Regions from separate parts of the Homo sapiens genome. Here region 2 is linked to region 1. Evidence: chromatin loops called from intact Hi-C (ENCODE). Cell type or tissue: spleen. All regions are shown on one strand. Links, peaks and the distances in the headings refer to the core of each region. The heading gives the core; the rest is flanking DNA.

Region 1 (15,846 bases), core at 5,318-13,317:
ACCATCCAGCTGGCCTGCCATGCAAATCCCCCAGTGACCATGCACTGGCCGGCCATGCTGTCCCATCCTTCTGCCTTGTGCATGCCCACACTCGCCTGCTGTGACTTTTTCAGCCACAGGTGCTGCCCTGTGCACACACACTCACACGCTATAACTTTCTCATTCATGGATGCTGCCTACACACTCTGCACTGTGTTGAATGAAGTTTAGCCTAAAGCTGCCTTCTTACACATTTTACATTTGGCCTGAAGGTTTCTGTGTACACAGCGAACTGTCACCTAACTGGACATGGAAACAGACCTAACCCACTCTTGTACCAATCACAGAGTTTCAGCCAATCACAGGCAGCAAACTGTTCGAACTGTGTTCAAAAGGGCAAACACTGAGCTGTAACTGACCAGCTGTTTCTGTCCTTCCTCTCTGTTTTCTGTGCCTCACTTTGCTTTTTTGTCCATAAATTTCTTTCCACCCCAAGGCAGTGCCAGAGTCTCTCTGAGCCTATTCTTGATCAGGGGCTGCCTGATTGGTGAAGCATTTTTGCTCAATTACTCTCTTAAATTTAATTTGTCTATGATTTTTCTTTTCTTTTTTTTGAGACTGAGTCTCACTCCATTGCCCAGGCTGGAGTGCAGTGGCACTAATCACAGCTCACTGCAGCCTCGACTTCCCTGGCTCAGGCGATCCTCCCAACTCAGCCTCCCAAGTAGCTGGGACTACAGGCGTGTACCACCACACCACGATAATGCTTTTTTAAAAAAAATTTTGGAGAGACAGGGTTTTGCCGTGTTGCCAAGCTGGTCTCAAACTCCTGGGTTCAAGCAGTCCTCCCACCTCAGCCTCCCAGAGTGCCAGGATTACAGGCATGAGCCACCGTGCCTGGCCTTGTCCAAGGTTTTTCTTTTAACAGTTGTCTCACAGACATAACACCCATAATTAGGAACATCATTCTGAAGCATAAAATCCAATTATATGAAGTGAAACTTAATTGGAAATAAGACGTTCATTATAATCTCACTGGGATAGTCTGGGCTTTTTTACAACGTGCGGTTTATGTGCTTAGGAGGCCATATTTTTTCTTTTTCTTTTAAACAACCTGCTCATCACTAACAGGAGGGGCCAGAACCGCTGTGGTGAGAACCGTGTCACGAGGGAGAGATGCTTCATTTTTCCACTAGAACGAAGTTCTCAAGAGAAACCACATTCACTGCCGTCTAATCCACGAGCACACGTGTCATTTCATTGTTGTAGGTTCACCCCTGCAGATGATCAGCTTAACACTTTGCTGAAAGGCCCTGTTTTACGTACATATCAATGGTGCCTCTGTGGAAACAAGTCTAAAATATTTGTAAGAATTTAAAATATACTGCATTGCACTAGCAAAGCCTAGTTATCATGGCAGTGACTTTTGTTCTGACGGGCAAAGAAAGAGACTTAGACATCAAAGTGTAAGTTGGATCCTTACCTAATGTGCTCCCTTTAAGTAGTTCTCCCAGCTGTGAGCAGGAGCTACACACTGTCCATTCACTAGAATCGCTGTCTTCAAGGATGGCCCTAAAAGCTGGTCACTTGCAGAGGTTCATAGAGCATCTGTTCCAAAGCTCAAGGTCAGGAACTCACTTCTTCAAAGCTGAAATGCTCTGTCTAGTGCTCTGTGGTCTTCGGGCTATTCATTAGCAAGCTCACGCTGTTCTGTGGGGCCAGGGCTGGGTGTTTCCTCTTCAGTGTCGTTTAACCCTGCTGGGTTTCAAGATCCTCACCTAGAAAATGAAGGAGTCATTTTACGTGGTCTCTAGGATTCCTCCTACCACAATTTGATGAAGTTAAAATTCTGTCTGAGAAAATGCAACTGGTGGTACCTGAGACAGGCAGCAGGTCATGATCGTGGAGCTGGGGTGACACATGAACACCAGTGTGTTTTCTGGCACGGAGCGGGCCTCGGTAAGCAGGCCGAGGATGGGGAGAAGAGACACAAAACCTCCCTCGACACGCTCCTGCCGCTGGCGCTTCTGCCAGCTGAAGAGAGGGCATCGCCTCTGGCAACAACACCTGTGATTTCAGGGATGCTCCTGAAAAGATAACCCCAAGAACCTCATCAAGTAATCCGAGCAACTCTGCCAGGAAAACTGCAAAGAAGAGAAAGCAACCCACAAGACGGCAGTGGAGCCCGAAGACCCTCCAACGTGCGTTAGAAAGCTTTCAGCTTGGGGTCCCCACATAGCTGTAAATTCTCTGCTTGTCGTGCTTCCCATCTGAGGTCATAAAATCCCAGGATGAAAGCCAGAGCTTTGATTGATTGCCAAGCTGAGATGATGTGGAATTCAGTAAGAGAGAAAACATTCCTTTCCTTGCCCTAAACGTCCAGGGCAGGACAAATATTTATAAGATTTAGCACTTAACCCATTTCCATGGCTCAAGATGCATTATTATGTCTGTCCCAAGTAAGACCACATGTTGCTTTGTGACATTACTAAATCGTGGGAGCCCTATGAAGCTGAAGTTTAAGGAGAGACGATGACCCATGTCGTTGGTGTGAAATGATGTGACCCACTATATGTTGCATGGTCTAGACCCCAAATCCAAGGCCTAATTCACCATTCACCTCCATTCTGGTTTGCCTGGAAGCTCTCTGCCAAGCAACAGAGCAGGAACGAGGCAGCGTTCCCTGCCTCCACTTCCCAGTCTGTAGAGAAGGAGGCCACATGTTATCATAGCCCACCTGCCTTTGAGTCTCTACACTTTGTTGTTATTTCAGACAAATTCTGCAATAAACATCTCTGTGCAAATGGGCTGAGTTGCTGAGTCAAAGAGCAAAAGCGTTCATCATTCTAAAAGATACTGCCAATTGAGCTCCAAATATTAGGCCAATTTACCCTCCCCCAATGGTAAATGAGAGTCCCTTCTTGCACCTCCCCTCGCCAGTTATGGGAAGGGTTTACCTCTCTACCAATGGATGCATGAAGACTGACTTGACGTCATTTGAACAAACTATCCTTAATCATGTGAGGTTCAGTATATTTTTAAATATTTAATGGCTCTTCGTCTCTTTCTCTGTATCTTTGGCCATTTTTCAATATTTCATTCCTTATTAATATGTATGTGTATTGGAATCATAAGTCTTTTATTTTCTTATTTGTTAAAATATCTTTTGCTAGTTGAATGTTTGTGTTTGACTTTGTTTACACACTTCTTCCTGTCAGGAATGTTTTTATTTTTATATGGTAAATGTTGTCAACTTTTTCTTTTATGTTTTTTGGGATTTGGGTCATACCTTCCCTACCCCAATATTAATCGTATATTTTTGTTTTCCTTCTAGGATTTTATGGTTTCATTGTTAAAAGTTACACCGTGATCCAGTCAGACTTAGTTTTGGTGCAAGGAATGAAGTATGCTGAGGTGTTATCGGAACTTATAACATTTACTTCCTGCAGTTGTAAGAGTGTCAAGAAAACTGTGAGTTTTTGAAAGGAAAAAACCAAGAAACTACAGATTTTCTATGATAGATTTTTTTCCCTTTTAATCAACTCAGAGAACTCAATGAACAATTCCCTCCTGCTAAGAAAAGTCCTGTCTACACGGTACCCTGGGAGGTGCGGGTCACCCGTGTATGGGACTCAGAGCTGTGCCTGGGCAGGGATCTCCGCCCACATGGCACCCAGGGCATGACAGAGGCCTCAAGACGCCCCCTCCTCAACTCGACGTCCAGCCGTGCCTCAGGGTGCCATCTGCAGGCTCAGACTGCCACCTGCTGTGTGCACAGGCAAAACAAGCCGAACCAAAACAGGTTTCGCCTAGAACACCTTTGACTATAGATAGAAATCATCACTACCTCTAAGGTTTTTTTCTGCTTTAATTTTTTTGCAGTAAGAACACTTAGCATGGGCTCAACCCTCCTCACGTAACTGTAAGTGTTGACCTCACGGTGCTGTTCGCTCTGGGGACAACGTTGCACAGCAGATCGCAGAGCGTGTGCACTCGCGTCCCTGACACTCACTCCCACGGAACAGCAGACCCTCTCCTCCCTGCCCCTGCCTGGCTCCCGCCACTCCACGGCTGCCTCTGTGGCTCCGGGGACTCTAGGGGCCTCACGCAAGAGGAATCACACAGTGTTGGTCTGTTTGTGATTGGCGCATTTCAGCAAGCAGAACGTCCTCAAGGTTCACCTCTGCAGGTGACATGGGTGAGAACGGCCTTCCCTTTTAAGGTCGAAGCATATTGCATTCTCTGTCTGAACGTTTTCTTGATCTATTCATCTGTTGACACAGGTTGATTCTGTATCTTGGCCACTGTGAGCAGTCCCACATTGCACATGGGAGTGCAGACATCTTTCTGAGATCCTGATTCCCATTTTTTGGATAAATTGGAACCTTTGCACACTGTTGATGAAGCCACTGTAGGGAGGGCGATATGGAGGTTCCTCAAAAAATTAAAAACAGAGCTAACAAATGATCCAGAAACTCCATTTTTTGTATTTTGAAACCTACAATGTGCCAGGCACTGTGGTAAAAACTCTCCCGGCTCCACAGCAACCTCTGTAGGTGGGTTCAATGGGGACCCAGCTCGGAGTCCTCAGAGACTTTCTGTGATGCCACAAAACCCTGTATTTTAACATTTAACACCATGTCAAAGGACACAGAGATCCCATTCAGAAATGGAAATGCTGGGGAGAAAATCGATGTTTGAGTGAATCTTGCCACCAAGAGGAATATCACCCTGTGTCAGATGAGCACGTGCCCCACCCAAGTGTAAGGACAGATGCGCAGGTATTAATTCTCCCATCAATTCCTCATCGCTCAGTTCTGCGTCCAATCTGCTGTGAGACTGAGATGTTTTAAATATCCTCAGAGAGAGGCTCACAGTCCCATCATCTGCTAATCCCCAGCAAGCCTTCCCTCCTTACGCTGCGATTAAGTGCACGGTGCTGATGACAATGGAAATGACGTTGGTGACAAAGTCGGCTTCTGTTCATTGAGTGCTCTCACAACCAGCCGACATATACTGTGTCATTTAAACCTCGTAACATCCCTATGAAGGAGGTGGCCCTGTGATTCTCTTCATTTTACCAATGAGGAAACTGCCGTAAAGAAATTAAGACCTTTACCCTGAGATACACACATCTAGGAGTGACCGCAAGAGGTTAGCCATTTTAATCATTCCTTTGCCACATTTAATCCTGGACATCTTATACTTTCCATAGATGTGTGGCTCAGAGAATAATGAGGCTTCAAATATTAAGCCAATGAAGAAATTATGGAAGATATTTTTTCAAAGCAAGGCAAAAATTACAGAATGCCCCTCAAAGCCGAATGTGAAAGGCATTCTTACTTCTGTTACTTAGGGTGATTCACGCATTGTTCTCCTTCAGAAGAGATATTTGGAATTTCGTTCTAGAATGCTTCCCTAGTCTTCTCCCCATTTCAAAGCGCAGCACATAACACGTTTCTTAGTTCCACACCCCCTTCAGTGTGAGAGGTTTATAGTGCTATGTCTCATCTACATCCGCCACTCCATCTGGTCAGGAGAAGCCACTGCGTTTGAGGTGATTTGTTTCAACAGCCGTGGGAAATGCATCCAGCAGGGCCAGGTCCGGGTGGGGCTGGGGCCAGCGGCTGCTCCATGTTCCCCCGGTGATTCTGAGATTCCACGTGGAGACTCCAGGGCTGGGAGACCTCTAAGCCTGTGTTAAACTTGTATGATCCGTGTCATTTGGAAAGGAACATGATACTCTCGACTTGGAGACGAAAAAGCACCTATGACAGGAACCCGTTTTTGGAATCTGTATTTCTATCACATCACTTTTTTTTTTTTTTTTAGATGGAGTCTCACTCTGTCACCCACCCAGGATGGAGTGCAGTGGTGCGATCTTGGCTCACTGAAACCTCTGCCTCCCGGGTTCAAGTGATTCTCCTGACTCAGCCTCCTGAGTAGCTGGGACTACAGGCATGTGTCACCACACCCAGCTAATTTTTGTATTTTTCTATTTTTAGTGGAGACGGGGTTTCTCCATGTTGGCCAGGCTGGTCTCAAACTCCTGACCTCGTATCACGTCACTTTTGACTTATGTTGTTTGTGTTTCTCTCACCTCTTGCTAGGCTCCTGAACTCTGAAGTCGGCAAGACTTCACATGTGGTCTGTGCATGTGCTTCAGATGCAGTCGGCACTCACCACATGCGTGTTCAACATGACAAATATTAGTTTAGTGTCTACCACAGGCTGAGCATCCTGAAAATTCAAAATCCGAAATGCTCAAAATCCCAAAATTTTGTAGCACAGATATGCCGCCACAAGCAAAGAATTCTGCATTGTCTTCATGTGACAGGTCACAGTCAAAACACAGGTGCAAAACACACCGTTTATTCAGCAAGGGGGCTCCAGCGTATGGTCACCTTTTAACCAAGCCCAGCACTGTTGGTGGATACTGAAGATGCCGCTGTTCCCTGCAGCTGCTGTCTGATGGCTGATGCCACCATGCTGCTACTAACCCTGGACTCGTTACTCTTCACTGTTTTAATGGGATGGAGTGTTCCTTACTGTCACGTACTCTGTGTAAGTAAGCGTGAGGAAAGGACTGCTTATTGGTAGCAGATAAATTCAGAGCCAGGAGAGATGGTGATGTGAAATATTCCCAGCTTATCCGTATATGTGGCTGAGATAGTGGCACCTTTGCTTCCTGATGGTTTGATGTACATGAATTTTGTTTTATGTCTCAAATGATGTAAAATGTATAAATTTACCTCTAGGCTATGTGTATAAGGTGTACATGAAGCATGCATTTGGGCTATGTGTACACGGCGTACATGAAGCATGCATGAATTTCATGTTTAGACTTGTGCTGGACCCTCAAGATATTTTACTATGTATATGCAAATATTTCAAAAGTCTGAAAAAACTCTGAAATCTGAAACACTTCTGGTCCCAAGCATTTTGAATTAGAAGTTCTCAGTCTGTATGAGGCAGGATTGGAAGAATGAGTCCCGGATATTCTGCACACCATTTGGGAAACCTGATCTTCCACGATAGAAACCACCTCCCTGAGTCTGCGTGAACCTCTGGTAGAAAATGTATAGAGGAAGAAAAATAGATGCAGTGCTTTTCACATGCGGTTATCAAAGCTTCCATCCAGTCCACCCAGAGAAAGTGGGCAGTCCTGCCTGGGAACGCCCATCACAGCCACTCCAAAAGAGCTCAGTTTCCTGCTGCCCACATGTTCCCAAGAGCCAATGTTCTCCAGCCCCTAGAATCTTTAATTAGGCTCTCTAGATTGTCACAGGAAGAGTGATTAGTGGAGCCACCTCCCAAAAGGTTCCCAGTTCTCAGTGGGAATCCAATACTGTATATTTACATTTGGGGTGGGAAGGAGATTAGGTTAACCTCCTTTGATATTTTCACTTAATCTTCAAAGCAATCACAATATTATTAGATCATTCTCAAGATCACTGCTTTGCTGTTCTATTTAATCCAAGCAATTTGATTAATGGAAGGGTTTAGGATGGTCTAGGGCCTGCTGTGAGCCAGGCTGTTCATTTAGCGAGTGGAGCCATAATGGATATGCCTGCCAGGACCGAAGCCCTGGGGACACTTCCTCTCTTCTCATTTCCAAAGCAGGACTTCTCAATCCTGTTTGGATTATTAACTAGACACGAGTCTTTTATGGAGTTGATATTTTTTGCATATTCAGAAAAAATGGATCACCGTTGGGGGCTGCATTGCTGTCAGGAAGGTGCAGAATGAGGCCACTGCCGTCAGGAAGGTGCAGAATGAGGCCACTGCCATCAGGAGGTGCAGAATGAGGCCACTGCCATCAGGAAGGTGTAGAATGAGGCCACTCAGGTGTCCTCAGGCATCTTTCCTTGGCACCGTGGTGAACCTGCCCTTGAATAGACCCACATCTGAGATCAAGGCTGCTCCAGCTCAGCCTGATCATGTTGGGCAAAAGCCCCAGCCCAGCTGGAAACTCCACACTTTCCAGAGCTGTCTCAGCACAAGAGCACCGCCCTGAGGCAGGAGAGTTGCTTGAACCTGGGAGGTGGAGGTTGTAGTGAGCCAAGATCATGCCACTGCACTCCAGCCTGGGCAACAGAGCAAGACCCTGTCTTAGGATAAAAAACAAAACAAAAAAAAAACAACAAGTGCCCTGTTGAAGGACGTGGTCCAAGTAGGAGCCATTACCTACTGACAGAGGAGCCGTTGGGCCCTGAAGGAGCGGTAGAGATACCCAGGAGTTTCAGGCCTTGGGTGAGACTCAGAGACGTGCTGGCTTCAGGTGTGACCTGGCACATTCCCAGCTGTGGTGGCTACAGGGCAAGACTCCTTCTGCTTGAGAAAAACAGAGAAAAAATAAAGGGGACTTTGTCTTGCACCTTAGGTCCCAGCTCAGCCACAGTGGGACAGAGCACCAAGCGGGCTCTTGGGGTCTCAATTCCAGGCCTTGGCTCTCAGGCAGCATTTCTGGACCTGTCCTGGGCCAGAGGGGAGCCCCCTGCCTGAAAGGGTGAGTGCCAGGCCAGGCAGCATTCACCACAAGCTGACTGAAGAGTTCCTGGGCTTGAAGGGAGCACTGGCAGCGGCCTGGCAGTATTCCCGTGGGTCTGTGGTCGTGGTGGCCATAGGATGCAGTTTCTCTCCCTGCAGAAAGGGCAAAGAAGAGGGGGAAGAACTGCATCTTGTGTTCTGAGTGTCAGCTCAGCCACGGCAGAATACAACGCCAGGTAGACTTCTAAGGTTTTCTGTTCCAATCCCTGGCTCCTGGATAGCATCTCTGGATCTGCCCGGGGCCTGGGAGAACTCATTGCCCTGAAGGGAAGGACACAAGCCTGCCTGGCTTCACCACCTGCCGATTGCAGAGCCGTAAGACCTTGAGCAAACATAGGCAGTAGCCAGATAGTGGTTATAACAGGCCTTGGGCAAAACCCAGTGCTGTGCTGGCTTAAGGTCTGACCCAGTGCCGTCCCAGTGGTGGTAGCCATAGGGGTGCTTGTGTCACCCTCCTCCCAGCTCCAGGTGCCTCAGCACAGAGACAGAGAGACTCCATTTGTTTGGGAGAAAGTAAGAGAAGAGAATAAGAGTCTCTGCCCTGGTAACCAGAGAGTTCTTCCAGATCTTATCCAAGACCACAAAGGCAGTACCTTTGTTGTCTCTAGACAACAAAGTCTATAATAAATACCTATCTCTTCAATGCCCAGACACCAATGAACGTTCACAGGCATCAAGACCATCCAAGAAAACGTGACCTCACCAAACAAACTAAATAAGCCACCAGGGACCTATTCCGGAGAAACAGATATGTGACCTTTTAGAGAAAGAATTCAAAATAGCTGTTTTGAGGAAACTCAAAGAAATTTGAGATAACACAGAGAAGGAACTCATAATTCTATCAGGCAAATTTAGCAAAGGGATTGAAATAACTAAAATTATTAAAAAGATTCAAGCAGAAAATCTGGAGTTGAAAAATTCAATTGACATACTGAAGAATGTGTCAGAGTCTCTTTACAGCAGAATCAATCAACCAGAAGAAAGAATTAGTGAGCTTGAAGCAGACTATTTGAAAATACACAGTCAGAGGAAACCAAATAAAAGAACAAAGAAGAATGAAGCATGCCTACAAGATTTAGAAAATAGCCTCAAAAGAGAACATCTAAGAGTCGTTGGCCTTAAAGAGGAGGTAAAGAAAGAGACAGGAGTAGAAAGTTTATTCAAAGAGATAATAACAGAGAAATTCCTAGACCTAGAGAAAGATATCAATGTCCAAATACAAGAAAGTTATAGAACACTAACCAGATTTAACCTAAAGACTACCTCAAGGCATTTAAGAATCAAACTCTCCAAGGTCAAGGATAAAGAAAGGACCCTAAAAGCAGCAGAGAAAAGAAACAAATAACATACAATGGAGCTCCAATGCATCTGGCAGCAGACTTTTTAGTGGAAACCTTACAGGCCAGGAGAGAGTGGCATGACATATTTAAAATGCTGAAAGAAAAAGATTCTACCTTAGAACAGTATGTCCAGCAAAAACGTCCTCTAAACGTGAAGGAGAAATAAAGACTTTCCCAGACAAACAAAAGCTGAGGGATTTCATTAATACCAGACCTGTCCTACAAGACATACTAAAGGGAATAATTCAATCAGAAAGAAAAGGATGTTAATGAGCAATAAGAAATCACCTGAAGGTACAAAACTTAGTGGTAATAGTAAGTAAACAGAAAAACACAGAATATTATACCACCGTAACTGTGGTCTCATCTTAAGTAGAAAGACTAAAAAATAGATCAACCAAAAATCATAACTACAACAACTTTTCAAGACATAGACCAGACAGTAAGATATAAATAGAAACAATGAAAAGTTAAAAAGTAGGGAACAAGATTAAAGTGTGGAGTTCTTATTAGCTTTCTTTTTGCTTGTTAGTTTGTTTGTTAATGAAAGCAGTGCTAAGTTGTTATCGGCTTAAAATAATGGGTTATAAGATATCAAGCCTCATGGTAATCACAAATCAAAAAACATACCACAGATACACAAAAAATAAAAAGAAAGAAATTAAATTATACCACCAGAGAAAGTCACCTTCATTAAAAGGAAGACAGGAAGGAACGAAAGAAGGAAAAGAAACTACAGAGGAGAAAACAAGAAAGAAATGAAACAGAAAACAATGAAATGGCAGGAGTAAGCTCTTTCTTATCAATAATAACATTAAATGGAAATGGATTAAACTCTCCAATCAAAAGACATAGATTGGCTGAATGGATAACAAAAACAAGACCTGATGATCTGTGGCCTGAAAAAAAAAAAACACACTTCACCTATAAAGACACACACAGACTAAAAATAAATGGATGGAAAAAGATATTCTGTGTCAATGGAAACCAAAAAAGAGCAAGAGTAGTTATACTTACATGAAATACCGGGTATATTTTGAGACAAAAACTATAAGAAGAGACAAAGAAAGTCATTACATAATGACAAAGGGGTCAATTCAGCAAGAAAATATAATAATTTTAAATATATAGGCACCCAACTATGGAGTACCCAGATATATAAAGCAAATATTATTAGAGATAAAGAGAGATAGATCCCAATACAATAATACCTGGAGACTTCAATACCTCTCATCCATCATTGGATAGATCTTCCTGACAGAAAATCAATAAAGAAAACATTGGACTTAATCTGCACTAAAGACCAAATAGATCTAATAGATATTAACAGAACATTTCATCCAAAGGCTGCAGAATACACATTATTTTCCTCAACACATGGATCAGTCTCAAGGATAGATCATGTGTTAGGTCACAAAACAAGTCTTAAAACATTAATAAAAAAGGAAATAATATCAAGCATCTTCTCTCTGATGATAATGGACAAAAAAAAATAGAAATCAATACAAGAGGAACTTGGGAAACTATACAAACACATGGAAATTATACAAACACCATATGCTTCTGAATGACCAGGGAGTCAATAAAGAGGTAAGAAGGAAATTCAATAATTCATTCCTTGAAACAAATGATAATGGAAACCCAATATGCCAAAACCTTTGGGAAACAGCAAAAGCAATACTAACAGGGAAGTTTATAGCTATAAGTGTCTACATCAAAGAAGAAGAAAACTTTCATATAAATAACCTAACAATGCACCTTAAAAACTAGAAACGCAAGAGCAAACCAAACCCAGAGTTAGTAGAAAAGAAATAATGAAGATCAGAGCAGAAATAAATGAAATTCAAATGAAAAAAACAAGGCAAAAGATCAATGAAACTAAAAGGTGGGTCTTTGAAAAGATAAACAAATTGACAAACCTTTAACCACACAAAGAAAAAGAGAGAGAAGACCCAAATAAGAAAAATCAAAGATGAAAAATGAGACATTACAATTGATACCATGGAAATTCAAAGTATCATTAATGGCTACTATGAGCAACTATATGCCAATAAATTGGATAATCTAGAAGAAATGGATAAACTCCTAGATACATACAACCTACCAAGACTGAACCATGAAGAAATCCAAAAGCTCAACTAGCCAATAACAAGTAATGAGATTGAAGCCATAATAAAAAGTCTCCCAGAGAAGAAAAGCCCAAGATCTGATTATTTCATTCCTGAATTCTACCAAACATTTAGAGACGAACTAATACCAATCCTTCTCAAACTATTTCCAAAAAGCACAGAAGGAGGAAATACTTCCAAACTCATCATATGAGGCCAATATTACCCTAATACCAAAACCACACAGACAGATTTTAAAAAAATCTACAGGCCAATATCACTGATGAATATTTATGCAAAAATCCTCAACGAAATATTAGCAAACCAAATTCAACAACACATTAAAAAGATCATTCATCATGACCAATTGGGATTTATCCCAGGGATGCAAGAATGGTTTAGCATATGAAAATCAATCAATGTGATACATCAGATCAACAGAAAGAAGGATAAAAACCGTATGATCATTTCAATTGATGCTGAAAAAGAATTTGATATAATTCAACTTCTCTTCATGATAAAAACCCTTAAGAAATTAGGTATAGAAGAAATATACCTCAACATAACAAAAACCGTATACAACAGATCCACAGGTAGCATCATACTGATTGGGGAAAAACTGAAAGCCTTTCCTCTAAGATCTAGGTCACGGAAAGGATGCCCACTTTCACTACTGTTACTCCACATAGTACTGTAAGTCCTAGCTGGAGCAATCAGACAAGAGAAAAAAATAAAGAACATCAAAATTGGAAAGGAAGAAGTCAAATTATCCTTGTTTGCAGATGATATGACCTTATATTTGTAAGGAAAAAGAACTCCACCCAAAAACTATTAGAACTGATCAAGAAATTCAGTAAAGTTGCAGGATACAACAAAATCAACATACAAAAATCAGTAGAATTTCTATATGCTAACAGAATAATCTGAAATATAAATCAAGAAAGCAATCCTGTTTATAATAGCTACAAATAAAATTTAAATCCTAGGGATTAACTAAAGAAGTGAAAGATCTCTACAATGAAAACTATAAAACATTCACGGAAGAAACTGAAGGGGACACACAAAATTGAAGGCTATTTCATGTTCATGGATTGGAAGAATCAATATGGTTAAAATATGTATACTACCCAAAGCAATCTACAGGTTCAGTGCAATCCCTATCAAAGTATCAATGACATTCTTCACAGAAATAGAAAAAAACCTAAAATTTATATGGAATCACAAGAGACCCAGAACAGCCTGAGCTATCCTAAGTAAAAAGAACAAAACTGAAGGAATTACATTACCTGACTTCAAATTATATGATAGGACTGTGGTAATCAGAATGGTACTGGCATAAAAATAGATACATAGACCATCAGAAAAGAATACAGAACCCAGAAACAAATCCACACACCTACAAGGAACTCATTTTTGACAAAGGTGCCAAGAACATACATTGGAGAAAAGACATTCTCTTCAATAATTGGTGCTGGGAAAACTGGATATCCACATGCAGAAGAATGAAACTAGACCCCTATCTCTCACCATATGCAAAAAAAAAAAATCAAAATGAATTAAAGGCTTAAATCTAAGACCTCAAACGATGAAATTACTAAAATAAAACCTTGGGGAAATTCTCCAGGACATTGGTCTGGGCAAAAAATTCTTGAGTAATACCCCACAGCAAGGGTAACCAAAGCAAAAATGGACAAATGGGATCACATCAAGTTAAAAAGCTTTTATGCAGCAAAGGAAACAATCAACAGAGAGACAACCCACAGAATGGAAGAAAAGATTTTCAAACTACCCACCTGATAAGGGATTAATAGCCAGAATGTATAAGGAGTTCAAACAACTCTATAGGAAATAATCTAAAAATTCTATTAAAAAGTGGGCTAAAGATCTGAGTAGACATAGAAAAGAAGACATATGAATGACAAACAGGCATATCAAAAGGTGCTCAATCAACATCATTGATCATCAGAGAAATGCAGTAAAACTACAATGAGATACCATCTCACCCCAGTTAAAATGGCTTTTATCCAAAAGACAGGCAATAACAAATGCTGATGAGGATGTGAAGAAAATTGAACCCTTTTTCACTGTTGGTGGGAAAGTAAATTAGTACAACTACTTTGGAGAATAATTTGGAATTGCCTCAAAAAACTAAAAATAGAGCTGCCATAGGATCCAGCAGTCCCACTCCTAGGTATATACCCAAAACAAAGGAAATACCCAAAACAAAGGAAATCCGCATATCGAAAAGATATCTCAGCTCCCATGTTTATGGCAGCACTATTCACAATAGCCAACATTGAGAAGTAATCAAGTTGTCCATCAGCAAATGAATGAATAAAGAAAACATGGTACATATACACTATGGAGTACTATTCAGCCTTAAAAAAGAATGAGATCCTGTCATTTGCAACAATGGATGGAACTGCAAGTCATTTTTAAGTGAAATAAGCCAGGCACAGAAACACAAACTTCACCTGTTTCCACTTATCTGTGGGAGCTAAAAACTGAAGCAATTGAACTCATGGAGAGTAGAAGGATGGTTACCAGAGGCTGAGAACAGTAGTGAGAGGGTGGGGTGGTGGGGCAGGGGGAGTTGGGATGGTTAATTGGTACAAAAAATAGGAAGAGTGAATAAGGCCTAGTATTTGCTAGCACAACAAGTGACTATAGTCAATAATAATTTAATTGTACATTTAAAAATAATTAAAGGAGTATAATTGGATTGTTTGTAATACAAAGGATAAATGCTTGAGAGAATGGATACCCTCATTTACCCTGATGTGATTATTACACATTGCATGCCTGTATCAAAATATTTCACGTAACCCATAAATATATATACCTACCATGTACCCACAATCATTAAAAAATAAAAAATAAAAACAAGTGTCCTATATTCCAGGAGAGAACCCAATGTTTGAAAGAAAATAATGGAGAATATGAGACTTGAGAATTATTCCGAGCTTTGAGGCCATGTAGCTACCTGGATGCCTCAGAAGAATTCACTCTGTCGTGCAGCAATCTCTCCCATGTGTTCTCAGCATTTGGGATAGACCAGTGAGCCGAGCAGTCATATCTGCCACTTGGAGCTCCTCTCTAGCAAAGAAAGAGAAAATAAACAAAGGTGTAATAAATAAGCAAGATTATTATCAGAAATTGGCAAATAGAGTAAGAAGTGATTTTCCTGCCTTTCCTGCACAAATTGTACTTCAACATAACCAAATAACCCTGGATGATGACACTATTTCTTTTTTGAAAATTAATACCAACTAATAACGATGTTGAAGGAATAACAGAAGTAAAATATTTCCACTTCTAATTTTAAAAATATTCATTCATCTATAGATAAAACCACTGGACAATAGGTTGACACAGAGCCTCATAGCAGAGAGCTCCAGCTGTCCCAAGAGCCCAGTGCCAGCCCCAGCGTCCCTAAGAGTGGGCCCACCCAACATAGGGTGCTTCCACCCTGGCACAGGGGAAGATCACAGCCCCAACAGAAGGCGTTCTTGTCAAAATGTTCAGCCCGAGTCTCATCAAGCCTTTAGTGCTAACTTCCAGAAATCGGAGTTACAGAAATGGGGGATAGAGGAACAAGCTGAATGACCCCAAAAAAGGGAGCAAACAGAAAGACCCAGAAAGTGAGAACTTCCACAGTACAATTGACCAGTTATCAACACATGCATGGCATAAAAAAAGGAGAAAAGGGTAGGGCAGCTCGAGAGGAAAAGAGACTTGTAAGATTTCACGTTAATGCACCTGAGGGCTGTCAACATCCAGACAGTTTTCAGCCAAAGATGTGTGGAACACACTGTGGTTGAAAAATGAGTTTATTACTTCCTGTAGGAAGGGTGACCTCTCACTGGTTG
Region 2 (15,846 bases), core at 3,376-11,375, 200 kb before region 1:
TTCTCACACCTGCCTGGGGCCACCCCTGCTGAGCACCGTCCTGGGCCCGCTGAGGTTCTCACACCTGCCTGGGGCTGCCCCTGCTGGGCACCGTCCTGGGCCCGCTGAGGTTCTCACACCTGCCTGGGGCCGCCCCTGCCAGGTACCGTCCTGGGTCCGCTGCGGTGCTCACACGCTTGATCTTCTCGGCGTTTCCAGAAGTGGATGCTTTTGCACATTCATCTCACAGGTGAGGAAAGTGCAGCCTGGGGCGTTTCCAAACTCAGGGAAAAATATGTTACCGTTGGAGCCCGAATTTGAACCCTGGTCTCCCTGAGTCCAGACCTGCAGGAAAGAAGGGAGCAATTTAAAAAGAAGCAGAAAGAAGGTGCCAAGGGAGGCACGGAAGCAAAGGGAAGGGGCTAGGTGTGGCCCCGGGTTGTTTCTGCAGACAGCGTGTCACCGCCTGGTGGCCGGGGCCGCTGGATGTGAGATGTGGAGACCTCGCGTCGTTTGTCATTTGCTGTAAGTGCTGGGAGATTTCTCTGTAATTCTCATAAGGAAAGGGGATGCCTTTTGCTGCGTTTTTGGGAGGATTCTCTGCAGCTGCCTCTTTCTGGAGCCCTGGGTCAGGCTGAAGATCCCCGCGTCCCCCCTGCGTGGACACCAGGGGGCACCCCACCCGCACCAAGGAGGTGCAGACTCCCACAGCCATAACAGGGAGGAAGAGTCCAACCCACCCACGCAGACAGGCGGCTCACACTCAGTGTCGACCTGAAGCAAAGCATTTGGAGTTTCCGTGTGCTCTGACTTTGGGGAGCCAGGCTGTGCGGGGACCGAGTCCTTAAGTGCAGAGTTCAGCTGTGACCGGGCTGACAGTGACCCTGCTGTCTGTCCAACACGCAGGGCAGGAGGCTCCTTCTAGAAGCTGCTGCAGTCTGCAGAGCACGGTGGCTCTGGGGGTGCCCCTGGGGTCCAGTGCAGGGTGGCACGAGGCCAGGTCAGCTCCAGAGAGATGCAGGCAGCACTGCCCACCGGGCCCCACTGCCACCCCTAAGACAAAAGTCCCTGTTTTTGTCTCTTTGCAGACACCTGGGCTTTTTATTAAAACACAACATCCCTAATCAAGCAATAAAGATGGAATCTGAATCCTATCTCTGACATCAATTGTCTTCTCCTTTTTTTTTTTTTTTTCTTTACTGAGACGGAGTCTGGCTCTCTCACCCAGGCTGGAGTGCAATGGCGCAATCTCGTCTCACTGCAACCTCCACCTCCCAGGTTTAAGCGATTCTCCTGCCTCAGCCTCCTGAGTAGCTGGAACTACAGGCGCCCCCCACCACGCCCGGCTAATTTTTTATATTTTTAGTAGAGACGGGGGTTTCACCATGTTGGCCAAGCTGGTCTTGAACTCCTGACCTCAGGTGATCCACCTGCCTCGGTCTCCCAAAGTGCTGGGATTACAAATGACATCAATTTTCAGTGAACTGGGTTGGAACACTTTTTAAGACATCGCAGGCTGTTCTCTAGGCAAGGGTACAGGGAAACTGTATTCTTAATCTGCGCCGGTTGTAATTACAGTGGTGTAACAATTGCTCTAGGAAAAGTACCCAACGACAGATGGCAAAAGCTACAGAAATACTATGTCCTTTACCTGTTAAATCCACACAGAGGAATCTCAGCTAAGAAAAAATCCTAAGTATGGAACGTCATTACATATAAAATATGTTCATCAAAATCCCATTTCTAATAAAAATTGTTCAAAAATTATTTGAAAGCCTTAAAGTAGGGGTAATGTAACTCTGCTGAGTACCTCCACTCGGTAGAATATGGTCCAGGCCTTAAGATCTGGGGTCATCATTGTACACAACATAGAAAATGCCCTTTACCGCATTTGTGACTATGTAAAAGACAGGCACAGGAAAACAAAGCTAGAAGAAACTAAGCCAAAATATTAGTGCATTTGTGTTCCAATAATGAGATTCTAGCTCTTCTTTTCTGGGCTTTCGAAATTGTATGTGATATGGATTTATTTTAATTAACAATTGGAAAATAAATAAAACGTATTTCTTTTTTAAAATAGATTTTAAATTGTATTATTATGAGAATACTGACTGTTGCTCAATAGAAAGCCAAGATCTACCGTGACTAAGTCTACACCTCCAAGAGTGCATTAGCCAGAGTGCTCCCCAGAGTGACGACGTGCAGGCTTGGCAGGAAAATAATGGCAGCCAAGGCTGGGGAGAGCCTGTGGTCCCGCTCCGCAGCCCAGGGGAGGGAGGCTGCATCAGGGTCGGCAGCGAGCAGAGGACTCCTGGGCAAGCTACTTCCCTCTGCTCTGCATCAGTTTATCCGCCTGTAAAAGGGGTGTGAAAATATGCCACACCTTGCAAGCTTTTTGCAAAGATTCAAATGAAATAATTCATATTGGGCCAGGTGCAGTGGCTCACGCCTGTAATCCCAACTCTTTGGGAGGCCGAGGTGGGCGGATCACGAGGTCAAAAATTCGAGACCAGCCTGACCAACATGGTGAAACCCCATCTCTACTAAAAGATACAAAGAAATTAGCCGGGCATGGTGGCACATGCCTGTAATCCCAGCTACTCCAGTGGCTGAGGCAGGAGAATCGCTTGAAACAGGGAGGCAGAGGTTGCAGCGAGCCAAGATCACGCCATAGCACTCCAGCCTGGGCGACAAGGCGAGACTCCGTCTCAAAATCAATCAATCAATAAATAAATAATAAAAAAGAATTCATATTAAAACTCTTGTATAAAAGATGATTACAACAAAAAAATCCATAACAATAGATGCAGATCAGGTTTCCTCTTCCAGGTGACACAATATTAATTCATTCATTCACCAAAAATGTCTTGGTCTCATCTAACATGCAAAGCATCCGTCAACGTGCTTAGCACTGAGGACCTAAAGACAGAGGAGACATGATTTCTTCCCTTGAGCATTTTACAAAATCCATATGGAAAAGCCAAGAGAATCTTCAACAACTAAGTCTAATGCCGTGCTTCTCTGGTTGGGGATATGCTCTATGTGTTTGCATTAGTGGAAGCAACCTCGAAGTCACTTTATGTCACCCCACACTGTGGTAATTTCTTGATTTTTAAATTAGTGTGAATTTTTGTTTCTTCCTGGATTGTTCTATAATCACCCTTGTTCTCTGGGAAAAGAAGCACTTTCCATTTTAAAGAGGAAAATAATTTTGGAATTTTGTTTATGTGGTTTAAGTGGCAAATAAGAAAGACAAATGAATTTCCATATTGCCAGATAACCTCAAGGAAAGGAGAAATGCTTGAGGGTCATTCCTCCTCCAGTGTGGTTAGTCTGTGGATATAATTTGCCTCTGTCTGCCTTGACTAGATGCTCCCAGGGGCCCCACCCATTCTCTGGTGTCCAAAGGGCTTTTTCCCCTGCTCTTCATTCATTTTGGCATATTAAGAAATTGGGTTTCATGTTCCACCTAAAACCACAGGCGAGGTAGTTCTCTCGTGCAGGTGTGTAGCTCTCTCGCCTTGCAAAGCAGCACACACTAGGACACTCCTCAGGAGCCCAGCCTGGTTCGGGTTTGTATCGCACTCCGGGTTTCTCTCCAGAGTAAAGATGACTTCACGGTGGCAGCAGGGGCTTCCCAGTCGCTTGGAAAATCCCACCAAGAAAATTGTTCTGTTCATTCAGTGAATCTCGCTATTCCATTTTTAAGTGCATTACCCTCTTCTGGAACCTCACAGTTGCCCATAATAATCCACACAAAAAGCCTCATGTGTGTGTGTGCTTGATCATCGGGCAGTCATGCCAGTTCTATCAGTGGTAAGTAGAGGCGTGTGTTCCCACTTTAGAACGCTTTGCTCTCTGTGTACCCAATGACGAAAACAGAAAAGCAAGGAGCATGCTTCTGTCGTTTATCATAGCAGAAGAAAAGCATTCAGCCAACATTTGCTATCTTTCGACTTCCAGGTAACAGCCCTTCTAAGGGATGTGAGGTGTTATCTCATAGTGGTTTTGATTCGCAACTCCCTGATGGCCACTGATGTTGAACACCTCTTCCTATACCTGTTGGACATTTTTATGTCTTCTTGGGAGAAAATGGCGATTCAGATCATTTGCCCATTTTTTAATAGGGTTTTCTACTATTGAGTTGTATGAGTTCTTTATACATTTTGGATACTAACCCTTGATATGGTTTGGCTCTGTGTCCCACCCAAATCTCATGTTAAATTGTAATCCCCAATATTGGAGGTGATTAGATCTTGGGGGCAGAGTTCTCATGAATGGGTAGTATCATCCCTCAGTGCTGTTCTGGGGATGGTGAGTGAGTGAGTTATCATGAGATCTGGTTGTTTAAAAGTGTGCGGCACCTCCCCCCACCTCTTTCTCCTGCTCCAGACATGCCACGTGCTGGCTCCCTGTTGGCCTTCCGCCGTGACTGTAAGTTTCCTGAGGCCTCCCAGAAGTTGAGCAGATGCCAGCACTGCTCCAGCCATGCCATGTGCTGGCATTCTCCTGCTCCAGCCATGCCATATGCTAGCTCCCTGTTGGCTTTCTGCCATGACTGTAAATTTCCTGAGGCCTCCCCAGAAGCTGAGCAGATGCCAGCACCATGCCTCCTGCACAGCCTGCAGAACTGGGAGCCAATTAAATCTCTTTTCTTTATAAATTACCCAGTCTCAGGTGTTTCTTTATAGCCGTGCGAGAATGGACTCATACAGCCCTTTATCAGGTCTATGGTTTCCCAATCCATGGGCTGCCGTTTTATTTTGTTGATTATTTCCCTTGCTTTGCAGAAGCTTTTTAGTTTGATGTAGTCCCATTTATTCATTTATTTATTTATTGCTTTTGTAGCCTGAGCTTTTGATGTGACATCCAAGAATCACTGCCAAGGCCAATGTTAAAGAGCTTTTAGCTTCTGTTTTTTTCTTGTATTTTTATGGTTTCAGGTTTTACATCAAAGTCTTTAATCCATTTTAAGTTGATTTTTCTGTTTGGTGTAAGATAAGGGTCCAATTTCATTCTTTTTCACATGGAAATCCAGTTTTCCCATTACCATTTGTTGAAGAGACTGACTTTTCTCCATTGAGTCCTCTTGGTGCTCTTGTCAAAAACTAGTGGACCATCCATGTTTGGATTTATTCCTGGGCTCTCTATTCTGTTTCATTGGTACATGAGACTGTTTTTATGAAAGTCCTGTACTGTTTTGATTACTATAGCTTTGTAATATAATTTTAAATCAGGAAGTGTGATGCCTCCAACTTTATTTTTCTTTCTCATTCTTGTTTTGGCTATTTGGAGTCTCTTATGTTCCATATACATTGTAGTTTTTTTTTCTATTTCTGTAAAGAATGCCACTAGGATTTTGATAGGGGTTGAATTAAATCTGTCCATTGCTTTGGGCAGTGAGGACATTTTTGCAATATTAATCATTTCAAGTCATGAACACAAGATCCTTCCATTTATTTGTGTCTTCTTCAAACTTCTTTCATCAATGTTTCATCGTTTTCTGCATACAGATCTTTCACCTCTTTGGTTAAATTTATTCCTTGGCATTTTGTTTATTTCTATGTGTTGTAAATGGGATTGTTTTCTTGATTTCTTTTTCAGCTAGGTTATTATTTATATATCCTACAACTTAACTGGATTCATTTAGTAGTTCTAACACTGGTTTCATTTTGTGGAACTCTGAGGTGTTTTACACATATGATCATGTTCTCTACAGATGGAGATAATGTTACTTCCTCGTTTCTGCGGATGCCTTTTCTTTCTTTTTCTTGTTTGATTGCCCTTGCTAGGACTTCCATGCTATGTTGAACAGAGTGGCAAGAGTGGGCATCCCTGCCTCATAGCAGATCTTGGTGGAAAAGCTTTTAATTTTCCCTCTTGTACACAGTTGGTGGAAATGTAGATTGGTACAGTCATTATGAAAAACAGTATAAGCTTCCTCAAAAAATTCAAAATAAGAACCACCATATGACTCAGCCTTTCCTCTGCTGGATATAGATTCAAAATCCATGAAACCAGTGTCTCAAAGAGACGTCTGCACCTGCATGTTTATTGCAGCACTGTTCACAACAGCCAAGATGTGGGGGGGAAGAAAACCTTAAGTGTCTATTGGCAGACAAATGGTTTAAAAAAACTGTGGTACATACACATCATGAAATATTATTTAGCCCTAAAAAGGAGTGAGATCTTGTCATTTTGCCACTGCATGGGTGAACCTACAGAACATCCTTCTGCTGAGTGAAATAAGCCAGACACAGAAGGAAACATATTGCATAATCTCACATGTGGAAACTAAACAAATATTTTAAATCAAATATACAGAAAGAACAAAACAGTGGTTTACAGGGACGTGGTGGGCGAGGGGAATGGGGAGATGTAGCAAATGTGTAGGTGTCTGGAGATCTCGTGTACAACATGGAGAGATGTAGACATGTAGGTGTCTGGAGGTCTTGTGTACAACATGAGGACTGCGGGGAAGGAAGCATTTGGAATTCATGCTGAGTAGATTCTTGCCACTGCTGTGGTCAGGCTGTGTGTCCCCACCCACCTCTTCTTGAATTGTAATCTCCAGGTGTTCAGGGAGGGACCTGGTGGGAAGTGATTGGATTAAGGGGCTGTTTCCCCCATGCTGTTCCTGTGACAGTGAGTGAGTTCTTACGAGATCCGGAGGTTGTATAAGGCACTTTTCCCTGTTCTTGCTCTCTCTCTTTCCTGCTGCCGTGTGAAGAAGGTCTTTGCTTCCTGTTCAGCTTCCACTATGACTGTAAGTTTCCTGAGGCCTCACCAGCCATGCAAAACGGTGAGTCAATTAAACCTCCTTTGTTTATAAATTACCCAGTCTCAAGTAGCATCTTTATAGCAGTGTGAAAACAGACTACTACAGCCACCTTGTCACAAAATCAAACAAACAAAATGAGTAACTAGGTGAGATAATGGATATGTACTTTGGTTCATCATAGTAACCTTTTTACTGTCTATCTGTACCCCATAATATCATGTTGTATACTTTAAATATACACAATACACACACACACACACACATATATATATATACATATATATAATTTTTTTAAAAAAGAAGCATTTGGGTCTAAAATAGGCAGGGTTATCTGGGAACCTGAACCCCTAATGTTTCTCTTCCACTCTCCACTCATCTCCACGCCTGGAGGAACAAATTCTGATGACATCGAGCATCAGAACCCAGCTCAAGCCCAGCATAACTTTGCCCTAAGAAACAATTTTATGGAATTATTCATGAGGATGTACTTGCAGACCAGCTGAGCATAACCTACGTGTCTCTCTCCCTTGGAGGTCTCCATGATAAACGTAGGAGGGACCTTTTCTTTAGGTGAACGTCTGCCTTCTGCAGTGGCTGCCATCTGGGCCCTGGGCTGGAACCCGCCTTGGGTTATTCTCTGTGTAGATCCCTCCTGACAACAAGGGCACGGACCTACACTCCATAAAGGGCAGGCAGCTGCCGTGGTTTCGATCAGCCCTGTTAGAGTGTTTAACTGGGGCTTGCAACAAGAAAAGAAACTTTTTTTTTTCGAGATGGAGTTTCACTCTTGTCACCCAGGCTGGAGTGCAGTGGTGCAATCTCGGCTCACTGCAACCTCCGCCTCAGGTTCAAGCAATTCTCCTGCCTAAGCCTCCCAAGCAGCTGGGATTACAGGCACCCGCCACCACACCCTACTGATTTTTGTATTTTTAGTAGAGATGGGGTTTCACCATGTTGGCCAGGCTGGTCATGAACTCCTGACCTCAGGTGATCCACCCGTCTCGGCCTCCCAAATGCTGGGATTACAGGCGTGAGCCACCATGCCCAGCCAAGAAAAGAAAATTTCCTAGAGTAATTTATCATAGAAGAGACTGATTTACGAGCAAAAATCACTGCAGGCCCAAGTGTGCTGGCAGCATCTAACGGTGCCCGCACCTTCCAGGGTGAGCATAGGGCAGTGCAGCACCTGAGGCTGGCAGCGGGCAGCCTTCCCAGAGGCCTGGCCCAAGCCTGCATCCCTCTCTCCAGACCCGCTCTGCTCTGCACCTGCTTTTCATGCCAGGGTCAGCAAACTGTAGCCCACCAACTGTCCTTGTAGTGTCTGTGAGCTGAGGATAATTTTATATTTCAAAAGATTTGAAAAAATAATCAGCAGAAGGAGAAGACTTCGTGAGGGGAAAATTATATGACAGCTAAATAAACATCCATGTCTAAAGCTTTGAATGTCATCTTGGCTTTCTCTGCTGCCACCTAAGTACCTACATCGTACCCTCAGTTTTACCTCCTGTCCCACAAGGGCTAAAACACTTGCTCCCTGGCCCTTTGTGGGATAAGCTCCGACCCTGCTCTGTGTGGGAGTGACTACGCTTCCCCTGCAGGAGGCTGCTGCCGCCCCATGAGACAGACCCAGGACGAAGTGTTGACTCTCTTAATTCTGGCCTCAGGGCCGTGCTCCAAATCCTGGTCACTTCTTTCTGGGCCAATTCTGAACCGTCCCCATGAGGTGAGGGGGCTGCTTATTTGTGCCATGTTTGCTTATCTTCATGAGCAATGAGTTCACGTTACATGGAAGGGATGGGTGGAGGAGAGGGGCCTGTGAGCTGGGCGGGCGGGTGCCCATGGTCAGGAGAGGGGCCTGTGAGCTGGGCGAGCGAGGAAGGGGCTAGGACAACAGGGTCTCCCCACAGGTGAGCGAGGAAGGGGCTGGGACAGCAGGGTCTCCCCGCAGGTGAGCGAGGAAGGGGCTGGGACAGCAGGGTCTCCCGGCAGGTGAGCGAGGAAGGGGCTGGGACAGCAGGGTCTCCCCGCAGGTGAGCGAGGAAGGGGCTGGGACAGCAGGGTCTCCCCGCAGGTGAGGGAGGAAGGAGGTTCCACCACTTGGGCAACACTCAGCTTAACCAGCGAGTGGAACGCGTGCTTGCAGAGGGCGCCAGGAGACACGTGTAAGCATGTTGAGCAGCATGGTGGTGGGGATGAACGCCCTGCAGGCAAGAGGCCTGGAAGAGCAGCTGTGGCGGGATCACGGAATACGGCACTCTACAGTGAACACGTGGACCAACTGCTCTCCACACATCAGCAAGCACGGACCCGAAACACGGCACTGAGTGAAATAGCAGGTCAAGCTTACAAATAACCACGGCTTCCATTGGTGTTCAAAGGTGGCACTTCTACTAACTCACTAATACAGTCACTTAAGACATACAGATTATGATCATCCATTGAACAGATCAGGAAACTGAGGCTAGGACATCACACCGCCTCTGAGTATCAGAGCTGAGACCGGAAGCCAGGTGCCTGGAGGGCTCTTCACAGCAATGCCATAATCAGAAAAACACAGTGTGATTCCCTTAATATAAAGTTCAAAACCAGACCAAACCACAGATGGGGAAAATGTTTAAAGATAAAATTGGGTGGGTGACAACCCCAGCCCCTGAGTAGTCCCTCCCGCTGTGCGGGACGAGCCTGTGCTCTGGGCGGGTTCTCGGGAGTCTTGCATTTTTAAGCAGGACAGTGGTGTTATGAGTGCTCCTCTTGCTAATTCATACTCTCTAGATGTCTGTGTTCATTCCCCACACTCCTGTACCGAGACCCGCCCAGCCCCAGTAAAGCCTGCTCCATCTCCCTTCAACACTCTGACCCAAACATGGGACTGTGGTCACCCCTCTCTCACCCAGCAGAGCCAAGACAGGGTGACAGCACTGACTCAACAGAGATAAAAAGGTGATGTGGACCTGGGAGTCACCATCAGACAATGTGGCTTCCACAGCAGCTCCTGGAAAGCCTCTCTCATCAGGACCTGGTTCGACCCAGAAGCCTGCACTGTGAACGAGCCTCCCGCTCCATCACCCGCACCCAATGCTCAGGGCCTCCAGGACCAGAATTTGGGAACCACCAATCTAGAAAACGTAGCCCACAGCTAAGCTCTTCCCTTCACACTTTCACCTGCACCCATGCCTTCAGGAATTCAAGTGTTACTGAGCACCTGCCATTGCCTGGCCTCTCTTCTAGGAGAGGTGAGCACAGTATTTATACAGCCTGAATGTGCTGGCTGCAAAGAAAACTGAGCAGGGTGCAGAAGGCCGGGGGCAGGGAGGCCCCAGGCAAGTCCTGGCTGGAAACATGGGCCTGGAATGCACACCCACCGCCTGGAAACCTCAAGGTCCCCACGAGCCAGAGCAACCCAGGGTTTTTCACGTCTCTCCTAGTCTCACCCCCATAAATGCTCCTCCCTGTTGCGGGGTGGGGTCTGGGGACCCCCCTTCCCTGGGGGAATGGCCTCCCTTCCCCGTGCAGGGCTCCCAGGCACCTGGACGTGGCAGTATCCACCAGGTCAACGAACAGCCAGGCAAGAAGCCCTCTGTCCATCTGGCTCCAGAGGATGTGGTTTGTTCCTTCGGCCTCTGAAGCCAGAGTGAGTTTCGGACGGGGTATTCTGGCCCTCTGGGGTCGCGTCCTTCTCTGCATCCCTGACAGCTGCCGGGCATGGACTGGAGCCACAGCAGGACTCACCCAGTCCCCTTGCGCCTCCTCCACACGCTGCTGGTTCCCGTGGAAGTGAATGCGTACACAGGCACCTCTGCATCCGGCTCTAAAGCGCTTGGTGACTCCATGCCCTCCCTCTCCGGCCTGGCTCTGGGGGCTGAGCCTGGGCAGCAGGCGCCCTCCACACCCACACTCCCTCCTCTCCCAAGGGGACCCCTGGCTCCTCATGCTCATAGCTTCCCCTGGCTGCCCCCCAGCTTCCCCCAGCTGTCCCCCGGCTTCCCCCGGCTGCCCCGGCTGCCCCCCGGCTTCCCCCAGCTGTCCCCCGGCTTCCCCCGGCTGCCCCCCGGCTTCCCCCGGCTGTCCCCCAGCTTCCCCCAGCTGTCCCCCGGCTGCCCCCCGGCTTCCCCCGGCTGTCCCCCGGCTTCCCCCGGCTGCCCCCCGGCTTCCCCCGGCTGTCCCCCGGCTTCCCCCGGCTGTCCCCCAGCTTCCCCCAGCTGTCCCCCAGCTGTCCCCCGGCTTCCCCCAGGGGCCCTCCAGTTTCCCCCAGCTGCCCCCCGGCTGCCCCCCAGCTTCCCCCAGCTGCCCCCCGGCTGCCCCCAAGCTTCCCTCGGCTGCCCCGCCGGCCGGGGGGGGCTGTGCTCACTCCTCCCTCAAGGCCCAGCACAGACGTGCAGGGAAGGGGTGAGGTCCTCACCCCAGTGGTCAGTGCCCACGGTGTCCACGCTCAGAGCTTCCCCACAAGCACTGGGACTCAGCCCAGGCTTCTTCCTCCCCCAGGGCGTGAGGGTCCTGAGGGTTCCTGCAGCCCCACCCCCAGGGGAGGCGGCGCAGCCCAGAATGTTCCATGGACAGGACGAGGCGCCCGCGCTGGTGACTGACTCGCTGGACGTCCTGCTTAGGACGCCACGTCGCTGGCATGGGTCTCTCCTCGCCAAGGTTTTCACACAAGCCCAGACCACCCCCTGCAGGGACTGCCCCAGTGGTTCCTGATCCCTACCTCTAAAAATCCGGCCTCACGGAGGGTGCTCTGTAAAGATTTCACTCCCTCCCCTTCTTGCCAGCAGGTTCACACCGCACGCCCCTCTCCCCGCAGGGTGGGAATCAATTCTGCTTTAAAAGACACCTAGGAAAGGGGAGTCCCACAGTCGCAGAGGAGACGTCCTCTGCTGTTGTTTGCAATCGGCTCTCGGCTCCTCCACGGCACCCACCTGCTTGTCTTAGCTCTGCCGTCTCTTCCCACAACAGGTCCAAGTGGGCTCTCGGGGAAGCTTCGCCGACAACCCTGTGTTCTGAGCATGTAGATCCGGCCTCTCCTGGCTGCACAGTTTCTGTCACAGGCTCCTTCTCTGTTTCCACCTGGATTTGTACCCTTTACTTGAGATATTTACTCAACGTGCTAGTCTGCTGCCCGGTATACAGGGAAAATTCAAATGATGGCTGCTGTTATTATTTCTCATTCCATCTAGATTCCAATCCTCTCAGGGACAAAACACTACCCTTTACTATTGTAGCCTGACCCTAATATTGCTAATAATAACTGACATTTATTGAGTGCTGGCAAAGGGGAAGGCCTGTTCTAAGAACTTCATGCATATGAGTCATTAACTCCTTACAACCACTCCATGATGGTCAACACCATTTGGAGACCCAGTGTACAGATATGGAAACTGAGGCACTGAGGGCCTAGCACCCCACAGCCAGGCAGTGCCAGAGCTGGGCTCACAGATGCAGAAACTCAGGCACTGGGGGCTAGGCCCTCACCCAGGCAGTGTCAGAGCTGGGCTCATAGACAGCAAGAGCTACTTAACCTGTTGTTTAATGCCTAGGGCTGTTCATGCTACAATTGTGGGCTCAGCCATTTTGGTTCTTAAAATAATGTGTTTGTATTCTTGGAGACGGAGGAAGAAGATGGCCATATTTAACTGGAACACTTCTCTCCCTGAAGGACCAGCGCTCTACCCAGTTGTATGCAGTTTCCTGGAAATGTAAATTTTCCCACAACTGGTAGGTGTAGCACTAAGCTGTTGGGGCCAGGACTTGCCGTACGTAGAAATGCACAAATCTCTGCTGTTTCTTGTTACTCACGGGAACTCAATCAACAGCTTCGCTACCAGATTAAGCTGCAACAGCGGGAAACACCCTCTGAAGAGCAGCTGCCAGGACCTTGAGATTTTATGTGATTAAGAAAATCGCACTCTCTTTGCTAGGAAGCCTCTGGTGCTTGCACAACACTTTAAGACCAAAACTCATAAATAACATCGGTAGTTTAATTACCCAGGCCAGCCTGAGAAGCTAAATCGCCATCTCCCCACCTCAAGTTCTCAGACATCCGTCAGTGACGCCCAAAGTTAACACGTGGTCTAAATGCATCAAGTTCCTGTTAACACTTTCCACAGGCAAACAAGGGTCCCTTCCTGTGCCCCGGGTTTCTGGTGTTCACCAGGGTGTGCTGGATATAGGATCAGGTGTCTGGCCTTGAAAAGCACCAGGTCTCCAACTGAGGGGCTCTGCAGGGGCAGGTTCTCCGGGCAAGCACATTCGGTCACCTGCAGAGCTGCACGTAGACCAACCATGGAGAGGCTGGCTACACCATGTGGGGAGGGATGGGGAGGGCTGGCACGAGTGACTTTTCATAGTTGCCCTGTAGCTCTCTAACAGGCAGCCAGGGTGAAGGCAAGTGCAGAGGGAGGCTCTCCTTGTGGTGGCCGGAGACCACGCAGGACACCTGGCAAGCACGTTCACGTCAGGCACAGAATCCGCACGTGGTCCTCCCGTCTCCACAGGTGGGCTCCCTGTACCCTTCCTGGTCTCCACCCATCATCCGGTTTTCTCCACAGCGCTTCCCCTTCAGTATGTTAAGGTTGAAAAGGGGTGCGAAGTAAAGAAGTCACCACACCACGTGATCCAGCTTGAGTCTTGCTCTGCTGCAATTTTTATCCTGTGTCTGGGGTGGCAAGTTGGTCCTGCCCCGCTTGCGGAGAACTTTGCAGGCACACAGCACCAGGGTCACTTGAGCCACTGGGAGCTTCCCCTCCTGAGCACAGAACATTAGGAAGCAAGCTGGGGTTCACCTGCAGCGAGCTGTCAGCTGGGGCAGTGGCACTCCCTTTAGGAACCTGTATCAGCGACAAATCAGACCCTTCTCACAGCCACTCACAGCAAGGCTGAAAACACACCTTTTTCCTGAAAAGTCGGTCGATTTCTTAGCATCTGAGATTCTAACTCAGGCCAATTCCTAAAAGACGTATTTCTTCTGACAGAAGAGTAAGTTTTCCTGAGCTGTCAACACTCACAGCAATTCAGGTCCCCCAGGGCACTCCCAAGCCGTCCTTCTGGCTCCTCGCTCCTCACCACAGGCTGCTTCTCCACCAAACACGGAAGGCGTGCGCCCCGCCCGCCCAGAAACAGGACGAGCCTGTCCAGCCAAGGTGCCGTGCCTTTCCATCAATCTGTCACTCCTTACACCTCTTCTGGACACATGCCCAGCAGAGAATTAGTCTCTGAAACCTGCAGACTTCCTGACAAAGAGGAGGTCTTCTGGCTCCGTCCAGGGGAGCCAAGCAGGGCCTGGGTGCCGCCAGGGCGTGTCTGAGCCAAGCAGGGCCCCGGTGCCGCCAGGGCGTGTCTGGACTCAGTGGGTCCTTTGCGCCAACTCATTGGACCCAGGCGTCAATTCAAATGCGTGGCATTAAAATGTGAGGAGAAAATAATAAACCCACATGTCAAGAATGACCCCTTGATCAGGAGGAAAGTGGCCCAAACCACCCGCTAGAGACCCAACTTTCAGAAGGCTTTTTGATGAATGATGAATTTAGGCAGCCGGTGGCACCTGCCAGAGCTCTGCAATCTGATCAATCCGTTCTGAAATCAATCAACAGCAAAGTATTGAGTACTTACTGCAGCCTTCCACAAATGATGTGCTACAAGTGAAGTCCAGGCATGTAGCCACCTTCCAGCACCTTGCAGTTTAATGCGGCACATAAACATAACTCACAGGAAGAAAGGTTTAGAAAATAACCACGCAGATGTTTTCCACCTACATACCAACACACACCGTTACTGTTTTCTAGCAAACGTCCACCGCTCTGCCACCTACAACACTCCCCACTGCCTTAGACACTCTTTCCAAATTAGAAAACAAAACAAAACAGCCAAAGTTGCTGGAGTGAAAATCCAAGCTGAGTATGAGAGTGGACACGAGAGGCTGGAGGCAGTAAGGGTTCATGGGACCGAGTTCTGTTGGGGAAGGTGTACAGGGTCTGGAGGTGGATGGTGGTGATGCTCACACCGCAGTGTGAATGCACTTAATGCCACTGACCTGCACACTTAAAAATGGGTAAGACATTGAATTTTATGTTACATATGTGTTAGCAAAATAAAAATATCTATTAGTTGGAAACAGGGAGAGGATGAGAAATCACAGTTATAATTTTTTGCCAGATAAAGTGATCTCAGTCAATTCATTCGACTGCTGCTAAAGAGAAAAAGCAACAAAATATTATTTCTCTCATTAACAATTTTCTTTTGGAAATTGACATCGAAGTCCTGCTTGTTTCAAATCTTTGGCAATGAAAGAGAAACTGACACACAATTTATTCAGGGACACTCACGAGGTGACCACAGACTTCATGACAACCCAGAATTCCTTCCTTCCATGTTCTAGCTGGACACGCTGCTGACAGAATGTCCCTATGTCTTACTGCACTTACTCAAGCTCAGAGAACCCTCAGTTTCATAAATGGATGCCATCAGTTTCTGGACACATTGCCCAGAAGGCTGAAGGGATCCTACCACTTGCTTGCATTTGGTCTGAGCACCTGGCCTGAGTGCCTGCTTGCTGAGTGCATTCCTGACATGGGCTAGACACAAACTGAATGAAATGGCAGTCTGGGAATTCAAGCAGAAAACATCCCGAAGTTGTCTGGATTCTGTAAGGGTGAAGAATGGGCAAAATTCGCCTGCAAACCCCACCAGCTCCCCTCCACCATGAAACCAGTCGTTAAGGAGGAGCTAGTGGTGGGACGCATCCTCCACAAAGAGGAAGACATGGATGTGTCTTCGCACCGATTCTAAGACAGGTGACCCGAGCCCACAGAGGGAGACGAGGCCCTGAGTGGCGTCAGGGAGGGCGCATGGTAGGATGGGACATGGGAGAGGCCTGGGGGGAGGGCAGGTGCATGTCCTGGCACCTCAGGGGAGGCGTTCACAGCCAAGGGCACCCTACAAGCAAAGGGGCAGCATGGCTGAGTGAAGGCCCAGACTGGACCTCAGCAGGCCATGAGCTTGAGAACAGGAGGGACCGGACCAGGCAAAGCCCGCAAGGGACCATCTGGATTTCCTCCATGGAGCCTGCCAGGACCACATGGATGTACCTGCATCCA

The links. Hi-C counts contacts between places; a loop is a spot of excess contacts. Peaks named below come from ENCODE experiments on the same cell type or tissue, not always from the same donor. Only the 100,000 strongest peaks of a DNase experiment are listed, where the experiment ranks them.
Region 2: a loop joins it to region 1, with 4 times the contacts of the local background. A loop is called at or near these places in 50 of 110 quality-filtered maps.

Annotation. Positions count from the first base shown.
Region 1 is chr6:168,138,940-168,154,785 of GRCh38, reverse strand. No RefSeq gene overlaps it. Among named protein-coding and RNA genes, the nearest start is that of FRMD1, 68 kb to the right of the region's middle. RefSeq lists an enhancer at 3,829-4,465. In spleen, for the core only: no CTCF peak of the experiment used is centred there; DNase peaks (open chromatin) are centred at 7,945, 8,455 and 8,805; H3K27me3 peaks cover 3,288 bases.
Region 2 is chr6:168,340,925-168,356,770 of GRCh38, reverse strand. No RefSeq gene overlaps it. Among named protein-coding and RNA genes, the nearest start is that of DACT2, 29 kb to the right of the region's middle. RefSeq lists an enhancer at 8,761-9,261. In spleen, for the core only: no CTCF peak of the experiment used is centred there; DNase peaks (open chromatin) are centred at 7,400, 7,900 and 9,025; H3K27me3 peaks cover 3,097 bases.